Regions from separate parts of the Homo sapiens genome. Here region 1 is linked to region 2. A link is an interaction called in ENCODE POLR2A ChIA-PET data of the cell type or tissue named here. Cell type or tissue: endothelial cell of umbilical vein. All regions are shown on one strand.

Region 1 (5,000 bases), 130 kb after region 2:
TGTGAGCTTTTCCTCAGAGTAATTACTGCATGGAGATTCTTAAACTCCTGGTCTTAAACTTTCTTTTCCCTCTCTATAGGTCATTTCATTCCCTCCTGTGGCCTTGGTTGCAATATATTGGTATGAATAATGCCAAATTTACAACTCTAGGTCGGACCTGAGCTCTAGACTCTGAACTCCTACTGAGATATCTTATAAGCACCTCAGATATAATATGCCAAAAACTCAACTCATTATCTAACCTCTGAAGCTTATCTCATACCCAGTTTCTCCTTTACCCCCATGCTCTTTCATCCGTCTTTTCACAAAGTTCTGTTGATTTAGACTTCTAAATACCTTTTAAGTTTGTCTTATTATCTCCACCCCCGTTAGGTCATGCAACATGCTCCTGCAACTTCCTTCACCTCCACATCCTTATAATTCTCTTTCACAAAATACGTTCTCAATCTCTATGGGGTACTAGTTTATCAAGGACATGTCCAAACCCCATGTTTCCTCCTCGGTTTAAGTCACTTTAGGAGACATAATAGCCATAAGGAAGTAACAAGCTGATGAGGAGTCACTTATCAGATTGTTAAAGTGAACTAAATGTGGCCTGAGGACTCCATACTTCTATGTTTGAGTCCTTGTGGACAAACTGCAACCTAGCTTAATAGATAGACAAAAATTGAAAACCTAACTTAGGAGTATGCACCTGTAACAATAGCTGAGTCTTGGCCAATTGCAGCGGCAGAACTTCAATGACTCATACATTGCTGAGTGTTCAAACTGTGTTCAAATAAGGCAAAGGCGGAGCTGTAACCAATCCTGCTGTTCTGTACCTCACTTCAAATTTCTGCACGCCCCATTTCCCTTTTTTTGTCTATAAATCTTCCACCACGTGGCTGAACTGGAGTCTCTGTGAATCTGCTGTGATTCTGGGGGCTGCCTGATTTGCTAATCATTCATTGCTCAATTAAATGCCTTTAAATTTAATTTGGCTGAAGCTTTTCTTGTATTAAGATAATACAAATGGGCTTTGTAGTGACATGCCTGAGCACTTGGACATTTATTGTTTGAAACTACAGGGTTCAGTTCAGAAGATGCCAAGGGGAAAGTAGGTTTTAGAGAGACAGCCATGAAAGTGGTTTAAGCGAACGAGAAGCAATAGCAGAGTTGAAGTGGGTAAAAATAATGTCGACGTGGGAGGGCCCTTGCACACTTGAGAGGAAGAACTTACAAAAGCAATGACTGCTTATCAATCTTCTCCAAGATGAACAATCATATCTAACTTTATTTTTATCAACTTTTTTTGTGCTACTTGCTTTTACTTTGTGCTACTTGCTTTTAGTTTAAATTTTACTGTAATAAAACAACAGTGAGAAATTGACTCAAGGATGGGCTGAGGGACAGGGATGTGTCTGCTAAGCTAACTTGGCAGCATAAAAATGCCCCGTTCTTGAGGACAGCTTGTGGAATACTCGTCTTTCAATTCCTCCTCCTTGTGGAATGCCATTCCAATTTTATCAGCTTGATTTTATTTTTTTCATATCAAGATACAATTTCATCTTGAAATTACAAAAGATAATTCAAAAGTTATAGAGAAATTCTCCAAGAGGGGACTCAAACAAGATTTTTTAGTTTAGGAAATCTTCTGATATTCTATTATAAACATTAATTTTCATAGGTGTTTTTTCCAATAGTTACCTACTTTATCAGGTAAGTTATATTCCTTGAGAACATTATTAAAGCTAATGGTAATAGAGTTATTTTCAGGTTAGACTCAAATCCAAGGCACTTTAGAGAGGCATAAAAAATTGTCAAGAGGACAGATGGAATACTCAGCAAAATGCTTCTGTTGTTGCATATAAGTTTTGTTTTATATATTTGTTGAGATGTATTGTACATAAATCAAAATAGAAAAATAATATAATTTTTAGAGATGTCAAAAAATTCTGTGGCTATGATTTTTTTTCCATAGCTTCCTCCTCTGTACTTGTGAGATAGGAGTAAAGAGGGGGATAAAAGGAAAGTGGGGAAAGATAAACATTTACAGAGCACCTACTCCATGTCATTTTACTAAGAACTTGTTCAGCAATTACACCGGAACAGAGTAAATATTTGCCTCTTATTGCTACTATTATGAATGATACCACCAGAATCTTTGTATAGATCACAGCACCTATCCATTGTTCAGACAGGTCTGAAACATGCAGGCCACTTTTCAACCACATCACTCCATCCTGCCTCTACTGTCAGGTAAATATGTAAGTCCATGGAAGTCTTGTCCCATTAGCATCTCCTACTGATCTGGGGTCACAACATACCCTTGGGGGTCATATGCTAATCACTTCTCAATTGTTTATGGAATATTCCTGGCTTTAAAAGATAAAACAACAGGCCAGTTGTCTCATTCTTTTTTGTTTCCATCTATTATTAATTTCTGATCTAGCAAATGCTAAGAATCTTAGGAATTGGCAGCACGGTTACCATTAAGACTTATGGGCATTTGTTCTGGCTGCTTCCCAAGATGACCCTCCCAGTGTTTTCTGGTTCTAACCACCTGGATAAACAAAGGCTTAGGGCACACATTCGTTTTCAGCAGGCAAACTTTCCATTTCATCTGAGGCTTAAGATATAGAAATTATTTAAATTTAATCAGCATTATGTATTAATTGGTCACTTCAGTTCTTCAAACCACTTAAACCATCAAATGATAAAGTGTGCCAAAAATGGTGAAAGTACTTGTTTCCTCTTTAGGACTCAGATTAGCTTTAATCAATTAAGTAAGGTAATATTTTACTTGAGATTAACCTCAAAGAATCAATATTGTCTGTGAATATATTGGTCAGAGTGATCCAGCTCCAAATAACAGGATATGTGACTATCAGCAACTTATACAATGGAAAGTTTATTATTGTACCTAAGGTGAAACCTGGGGGAATTCCAGGGTTAGCTCATTTGGTAGCTCTGGGGAGCCAGGTTGGCTTCTCTGGGATTCTTTTGTTTCTCCTTTCTATCTGCAAGGTGGTTGCATTCTTCATAAGGCATTGTCTGAAAGTTGGAAGAGAAAGTCCTGTCTTGTCTCATCTTTTTAAAAGTTAGGAAAGCTTCCGTGATGCTTGCAACAGAATTTACCTCATATTTTTGTGCATGTATGTCCATCATATTCCTAAAGCAGCCCTTGACAAAGAAAAAAAAAAATCAATGCCATGATTGGTTAAGACTAATGAAAAGGCCGGGCGCGGAGGCTCACGCCTGTAATCCCAGCACTTTGGAAGGCCGAGGTGGGCAGATCACAAGGTCAGAAGATCAAGACCATCCTGGCTAACACGGTGAAACCCCGTCTCTACTAAAAATACAAAAAGTTAGCAGGGCATGGTGGCGGGCGCCTGTAGTCCCAGCTACTCGGGAGGCTGAGGCAGGAGAATGGCGTGAATCCGGGAGGCGGAGCTTGCAGTGAGCCAAGATGGCACCACTGCACTCCAGCCTGGGAGGCAGAGTGAGACTCTGTCTCAAGAAAAAAAAAAAAAAAGACTAATGAAAATTAGCATTCTGAAATGGGTGAGGGAGGACCCCTAAAATACTGTATGAATGAACTATGAGTAAAATTGGAGTTCCGTTCACAAGGAAGAACAGAATCTTTTGTGTAGGTGACTAATAGGGTCTGCCACAATGAACAAAACTTTTCTTTATACCAAATTTCAATAATAGTGTATCATTTACTACTGTTTTTGTTCAACAACCTGAAAGCCCAATTCTAACTGGCTTAACTAATAAAGAAAATGTATTGGCTCCAGAGATAGCTTCAGGCAAGTCTTGAACTAGTGGCCTCAATAATGTAACTGAAAATGTGGCTTCTTTTGGTCTCTTTGCTCTCCCTTTACAGTGCCAGCTTCTTCCTAAGCCTGATACTATTTTGGTACTCAGATGGCTGCCATTATCTTCTAGAGAGAATTCTCTTTTCTGTCTAGTGTCAAAGAATGTTTCTACCGGTATTTATTTACTACAGAAAAACAGGCAGCTTGTCTTTCCTGCTAGCTTCAACAAATACTCCCCACATCCCATTGGTTCATTTAGATGACAAGGCTCATCTCTGAATAAGTGAGTGAGCTATGCAATTGATGTTTAAGCTTTCTTTCCTCCTTGCTTTGTTTGTTTGTTTAAGACAGGGTTTCACCCTATTGCCCAGGCTGGAGTGCAGTAGTGTGATGTGTGATCCCAGCTCACTTCAGCCTCTACCTCCTGGGCTCAAGTGATCCTCGTACTTCAGCCTCCTGGGTAGCTGGGACTACAAGTGTGTGCCACCACACCAGGCTAACTTTTTGTATTTTTATGTAGAGATGGGGTTTTGCCATGTTGCCTAGGCTGGTTCTGAGCTCCTGTGCTCAAGCGATCTGCCTGCCTTGGCCTCCCAAAGTGCTGGGATTACAGGCATGAGCCACCATGCCTGGCCATGTTTAAACTTTCAACATTGCAATGTACTTAAGCATTGCGATTTATAACAGAAATGAAAGGAAATCAGGAAGACGAGTGAATGAAATAATACATAAATAAATAAATAATAAACAGAGGCTCCTCCCCATTATTACAAGTCTCATTTTGTAGTCATTTTCTTAGTAAGAGTTTTAATAAATTAAATAATGTTATCTAGAAGATAGCTTAAAATGAAGCAAATCATAAAAATCAAACTTATGGAAAAATCTAGGGAAAGTCACAACTGTATCAAAATTCTAAGCAGAATAAGAAGCTGGTTGTTTCACATGCAGTTTATTGATTTTGACAAAGATTAAGAAGTTATTCATTGTAACATGTTGATATTAAGGAAATTTAATCAATTATTTTTTGGCTAGAGAACTAACACAGAATCCAATTCGTTGAGGTCCAAATTGGCTTTCATATTTATCATTTGAAGAGACTTTTAACATCAAACAAAATAGGAAGAAATATTTTTAGTAGCATGTACTTTTTAGTGCACGACAATGTTTAATGACAGAAGTGTCAGCATTTCCAGCATGGCT
Region 2 (5,000 bases):
CTCCAGAGTAGCTGGGATTACAGGCATGTGCCACCACACCCAGCTAATTTTTGTAGTTTTAGTAGGGACAGGGTTTCACCATGTTGGCCAGGCTGGCCTCATGTGATCTGTCTGCCTTGGCCTCCCAAACTGCTGGGATTATAGGTGTGAGCCACCGTGCCTAGCCTAACCTGATTTGAATCCTCATTCCTCTGGTTTAATGAACTTGGGCAAATTTTATAACTTCTTTGAGTCTAAGTTTTCTCATGTTTTTAATGAAGATGAAATTACTTACCTTTGTAAGTAATGTTTGTTGGAGAGGAAAATCTTTTCCTCTACCCTCTTAGGTTCAGTTCTTGAGGGCCTGGGAATTAAACTTAGACAAAACATAGATTTTTATTCACGCAGGAGCACACAGAAAAATGTGACTCTAAACAACTAAAGATGGGGGTTTATATACCTAATAGGGGAGAGGTTACTTAATGGGGGAGAAGAAGGGGGGAGTAAAGCCCTCTATGTAGGGAAGAACAAATGAGTATTTAGGGGAAGAAATGAAAAAGAAGAAGGTTTGTGATAATGTTTGTTTATGCAGGTGCAAGCGGTCTTCTCTGTCTTCTTTATGGCCAGTAAAATTCTCCAGAAGAGATTTATGGCAGCCTCACTCCCAGTAGTTTCTGCATTTAGTGAGATAAGGTAAGTTCTGAGAAGGCTTTTTTCTGCATCTGTTGAATTTCAAATGTCTTTAGAATAATCTTTATATCAACTCTGGGGGTCTCAGTGAGTTCCCACAGGTTGTTGTGAGAATAACTAAGGTAATATGGCAAAACTGTTAAGTTAGCACTCCATAAATATTTGCTTTTATTATTATTTGAAAACTAGTCTTTCTGCCTTGATGCCAGTAGCAGATGGGAAATTATGGTGATTTTTATTTCTAACATTGATCCATTTTACAGATCAGCCAGTCTGCTTAATTCCTGGGTCAGCATTTCCTATGCAGTTACCCAAGTGCTGATTCATTGCTTTTTCTCATATTCAATTAAACTCCCCATCTAACTTTTCCAAATCAATTTCTTCCTGACTGTTGACTTAGAATTCATTGCAGTTGTCCTAAATAATTTGAGCAACTCAAGAAAATTAACATCTGCTGAGATCTGTTTCTACCTTTCCTAAGTTTCTCTTCATTCCCTTTCAGTACCCTGGGATGTCACTCAAGTCTCTTTTTAAACCTATATCCACTTCACCTCATTTGGCTTTTTGCCTATCAGAGGTGAAACAAAAGAGTGAAATCTTTGCTTGTGGAATCCTCTCATGTCATCAATTGTTTATAAATGTTTAGTATTTAAAGGACCACTAAGGGCCAGTGGGGAAAATGAATCTTATGGATGGATATCATCATTTTTTGCTACTTAATAATGTTATGGACTTTCAAATGAGATTTCTGTAACTGGAATGAGAAAAATCCTAATAAGTTTAGGATGGGTCAGAAGATTTGTGCAATGGAGTGAATGCTTGTGTGCTTCCCAAATTTCGTATGTTGAAACTATAATCCCAATGTGATAGTAGTTGATGGAAGGGCCTTTGGACAGTGGAGCCCTCATGAATGGGATTAGTGCTCTTAAAAGAAGAGACCAGAGAGCTAGCTAGCTGTCTTTCCACCATATGAGGGTGCAATGGGAAGCTGGCAGTCTGCAACCAGAAGAGGACCCTCACCAGTCCCTCACCGTTCTAGCACCGTGAACTCAGACTTCAGTCTCCAGAACTGTGAGAAATAAATTTCTATTGTTTATGTCACCCAGTTTATAGTACTTTGTTATAGAAGCTCAAATTGACTAAGATAATTTGGATATTAGGTTATATCGCTTGCAGGAGGTATGTAACTTCTTGAAACATGTAAACTCTCTGTGTTGTGTTCTGCTGCCTAAATCCACCAGATAAATATTTGGTTTACTTTGCTTGGGAAAACTGTTACTCAAATGTTCTCTGTACAAATGCAGGAGAGTAAAATTATTTCCCCATTTTATATCAGTAATTGCTATTTTATTTGTCAGTAAGTGTTTCATTATGATTTAAACAATTGGTATAAGTATATTAATATAATTATTTACTAGTTGCTAAAAATATATGCTGCATCTTATGAAAATACATTTAAAAAACACTCGAATGGGTCATTTGACATGAAAGCATCATTCGATTTAGAATTCAGAGACTAAGTTGCCAAAAGAGGAAAATATTTAATACCATTCCCTGAAGGCTAGTAAGTTTATAATTAGCAGGATCACCAGAGGGAGTAAATTTAGAGCTGAAAACCACTCACTGATTCTGTAGTATACTTGAATAAAATAAGGTCACTGTCCATGTAGCTGGCCAAATAGCTTGGCACAATATGGAAGAAGGAACTAGTTTGGCAGCCTTGGGAAATATGATTATTATAAAAAATTTTAATATTTTTAATTAAACAAACCATCAATTCATTTTAAAACCAGGATATTTCCTCATTTGATTAAGTTTTTCATACTAGAAAATTAGAATTGTGACTATGTGTATCAGAATAGAGATGAACTTTAGGCTCTTTTTGATATGGAATTTGTTCCTGGTTTACTGGCAGCTATTTCAAGACTTGGGGTTCTAGAAGACCTTTTTCTTAAGTTTTCTCTATCTCCTAGGAAAGACGTTGAACCCTAAAATGTCATTTAAAAGAGTGCCAACTCAAATTAGAACATCATTTACAATAAAAGACAGTAGGTAAGGTTTACAGCTGTAATTAACTGGTAATTCAGGATAGGAAGCACAAATTTTTCTAAACTATCAAAGATAATTAAGAGGTTATGGACTCAGCCTGAATTATCCCAGTGGTTCACTGTACAATTCAAATATACATGGTGACTCTAACTCCATACTTATAATTTTAAGGCTTATTTTGGAAAAAAATGCCTTTGCAAGCTTTGAGATACATTACTTAAAGCTGCAGAGCCTCTTCTTGAAGACCACTGAAGCTAACTAGCATATATTTCCTGGCTTGATGAGGTCTTCAAGAGCCTGATGATTATTCCTAGGTTCACGTATTATACACAACTAACCATTTGTCCCATAGCACCTTATTTTCTCCAGCTAACAGATTAATAGTCTGAAAAATCTGTTCTCTTAATTGAACAACTGTCTCTCTCAGAACTCACTGGGATAAAGCCAATTGTCCACAAGACAGACAAGTCAGGAAGGGGCCTGACTTCTGAATGACTGATGATCCATATCTTAGCAAAGAGAGTTTGACATAAAAGGGTCTCATGAACTCTAGGTAAGGCAGGTAGCTAACCTTGAAAGCCTGATCAGAAGTGACACCTGGATGGCCTGTCTCTACTGGCCTGCTATTCAAGGGGAGAGGTGAGGCAAGAGCCCAGTAAGGAGGCCTGGCAAAGGTGAGGCAAGATTCATTTCTCTTGGGGTATCGGAATAGAATGAAAAACAGGACCAAGGCAGAAGCTCAGTTAAACAAACCAGTGCCACAGACTCAACCAAGATTGAATTCTGTTACCACAGACGCCAAGGAGCCACACAGAACTCCTCTCCAGCTTCCCCAAACCTGCTTTTCTGCCTTTCCCATTTCAGTAAATGGCACCACCGTCCATTTTCCCCAGGTCTCCCATGCTAGACATGTTACTTTTTTTGTCTCTTAGCTCCAAATATCTGCTGTAGGCTTTCATAATAAAGTTTGACTGCATATTAAAACTGTAGCAAAAACACTGGCAGACTAAAAGCTGATTTCATTTCCTTAAAGGTAAAAAGAACTTAGTTTTACAAATATGGGACCCATCTCCACACTTTGAAGGGGGTCGGAAATATTTGTTTTATGTCCTGAGGTTACAAATAAGGGGTGATGCTCCTCCTCATAGATTTATTAGAATCTCCCTTCTAATACTAAAAATAAAAGGGAAAATTCCATATTAAAACAGGCTAATTGTTTATATCCAGCAGACAGATACCGGCTGGAAAACCTTTATTTTTGAAGGAAAGTACTTATGTAATTTCTAAACATAAGAAAAATAATGGGCTTTGCTCTCTTTTTTTGCTGGTTAGTTTTGCTAATTACTTGAGCCTTCTGGCAAGAACATTGAAATGATAATTTTATCAGTTTAGTCACTTTTTGTCATATGTGAAAAATGAGTTACTGACATTTGTCAATCAGTCTTTGCCTTATTCCTCTGGTTGGTGTGAAACAAAGTGGTGCAGAGAATTTTAGACTGTTGCTACCATTTGTACTCCAAATGATAGCATATTCCTGATTTTCAATAACCAGATAAGGATGGACTTTTCTTGCCTGTGCCACCAAATATCATTCCTAATAAAACACCAAAGTTTATCATCTTGTGATAAACATAGAGAAACTCTATTCAAGATAGGTGCACATCTACTTGTAATTAGAATTAGTTAATGAGACTAAGCATTCTAAATGTCCTGCTTCACAGCAGGTACTATGGGGAATTGAGTTCATTTGGTAATATATTTTGATTTTGTCTGATTTCTAATAAGACTGATGAACTATCCCCTAAACATTTTTATTAGCACATAGTATGTGTCAGCTCTTGGGGTTGATACCATGAAGAGTAAGATACAATCTCACTACCTAGAAATGAGTCTACCCAAATAGAGACTCTTTTTAATGCTTTCAACCCATAAAAACATTTTTGGGGGGATTCTACTGAAGAAGCAATGGAGACATCCATTGGAGGTTAACAGTATTCCTTTGAGTGGTGTGATTAAAGGTGCTTTTATATTTTCCAAGTTTTTAGTTTGTTTGTTTTGCAGAAAATGTATTTAATGTTCTATAAGTGGGAAAATAAAGATTTTTTAAAGTGATAAACAAGGACTTATATTCTTTTTCAGAATAGAATGCTTAGTGAATATTTGTTAAATGAATGAGTATATTTTTCAAATTCTCTAACTTTTTTCCTAGTGTCTTTAAAAACAATAAGCGCATTTATTTTAGGTCTAAATGACTCCCCAAATTTCCTTTAAGGGAGGTATTC

The links. ChIA-PET counts read pairs that join two places held together with the same protein. Peaks named below come from ENCODE experiments on the same cell type or tissue, not always from the same donor. Only the 100,000 strongest peaks of a DNase experiment are listed, where the experiment ranks them.
Region 1: POLR2A ChIA-PET joins it to region 2 with 7 read pairs; 4 of 35 experiments call an interaction of 5 or more read pairs at or near these places.

What each region holds. Positions count from the first base shown.
Region 1 is chr5:127,921,892-127,926,891 of GRCh38, reverse strand. All of the region lies in intron 6 of CCDC192 (coiled-coil domain containing 192), which reads right to left. All of the region lies in intron 2 of LOC124901059 (a long non-coding RNA gene), which reads right to left. Among named protein-coding and RNA genes, the nearest start is that of SLC12A2-DT, 160 kb to the left of the region's middle. In endothelial cell of umbilical vein, no CTCF peak of the experiment used is centred here; DNase peaks (open chromatin) are centred at 2,541 and 2,891.
Region 2 is chr5:128,056,816-128,061,815 of GRCh38, reverse strand. SLC12A2-DT (SLC12A2 divergent transcript) reads left to right here. Exons shown (of 4, transcript NR_152813.1): 2 at 572-672. Among named protein-coding and RNA genes, the nearest start is that of SLC12A2-DT, 24 kb to the left of the region's middle. In endothelial cell of umbilical vein, no CTCF peak of the experiment used is centred here; no DNase peak of the experiment used is centred here.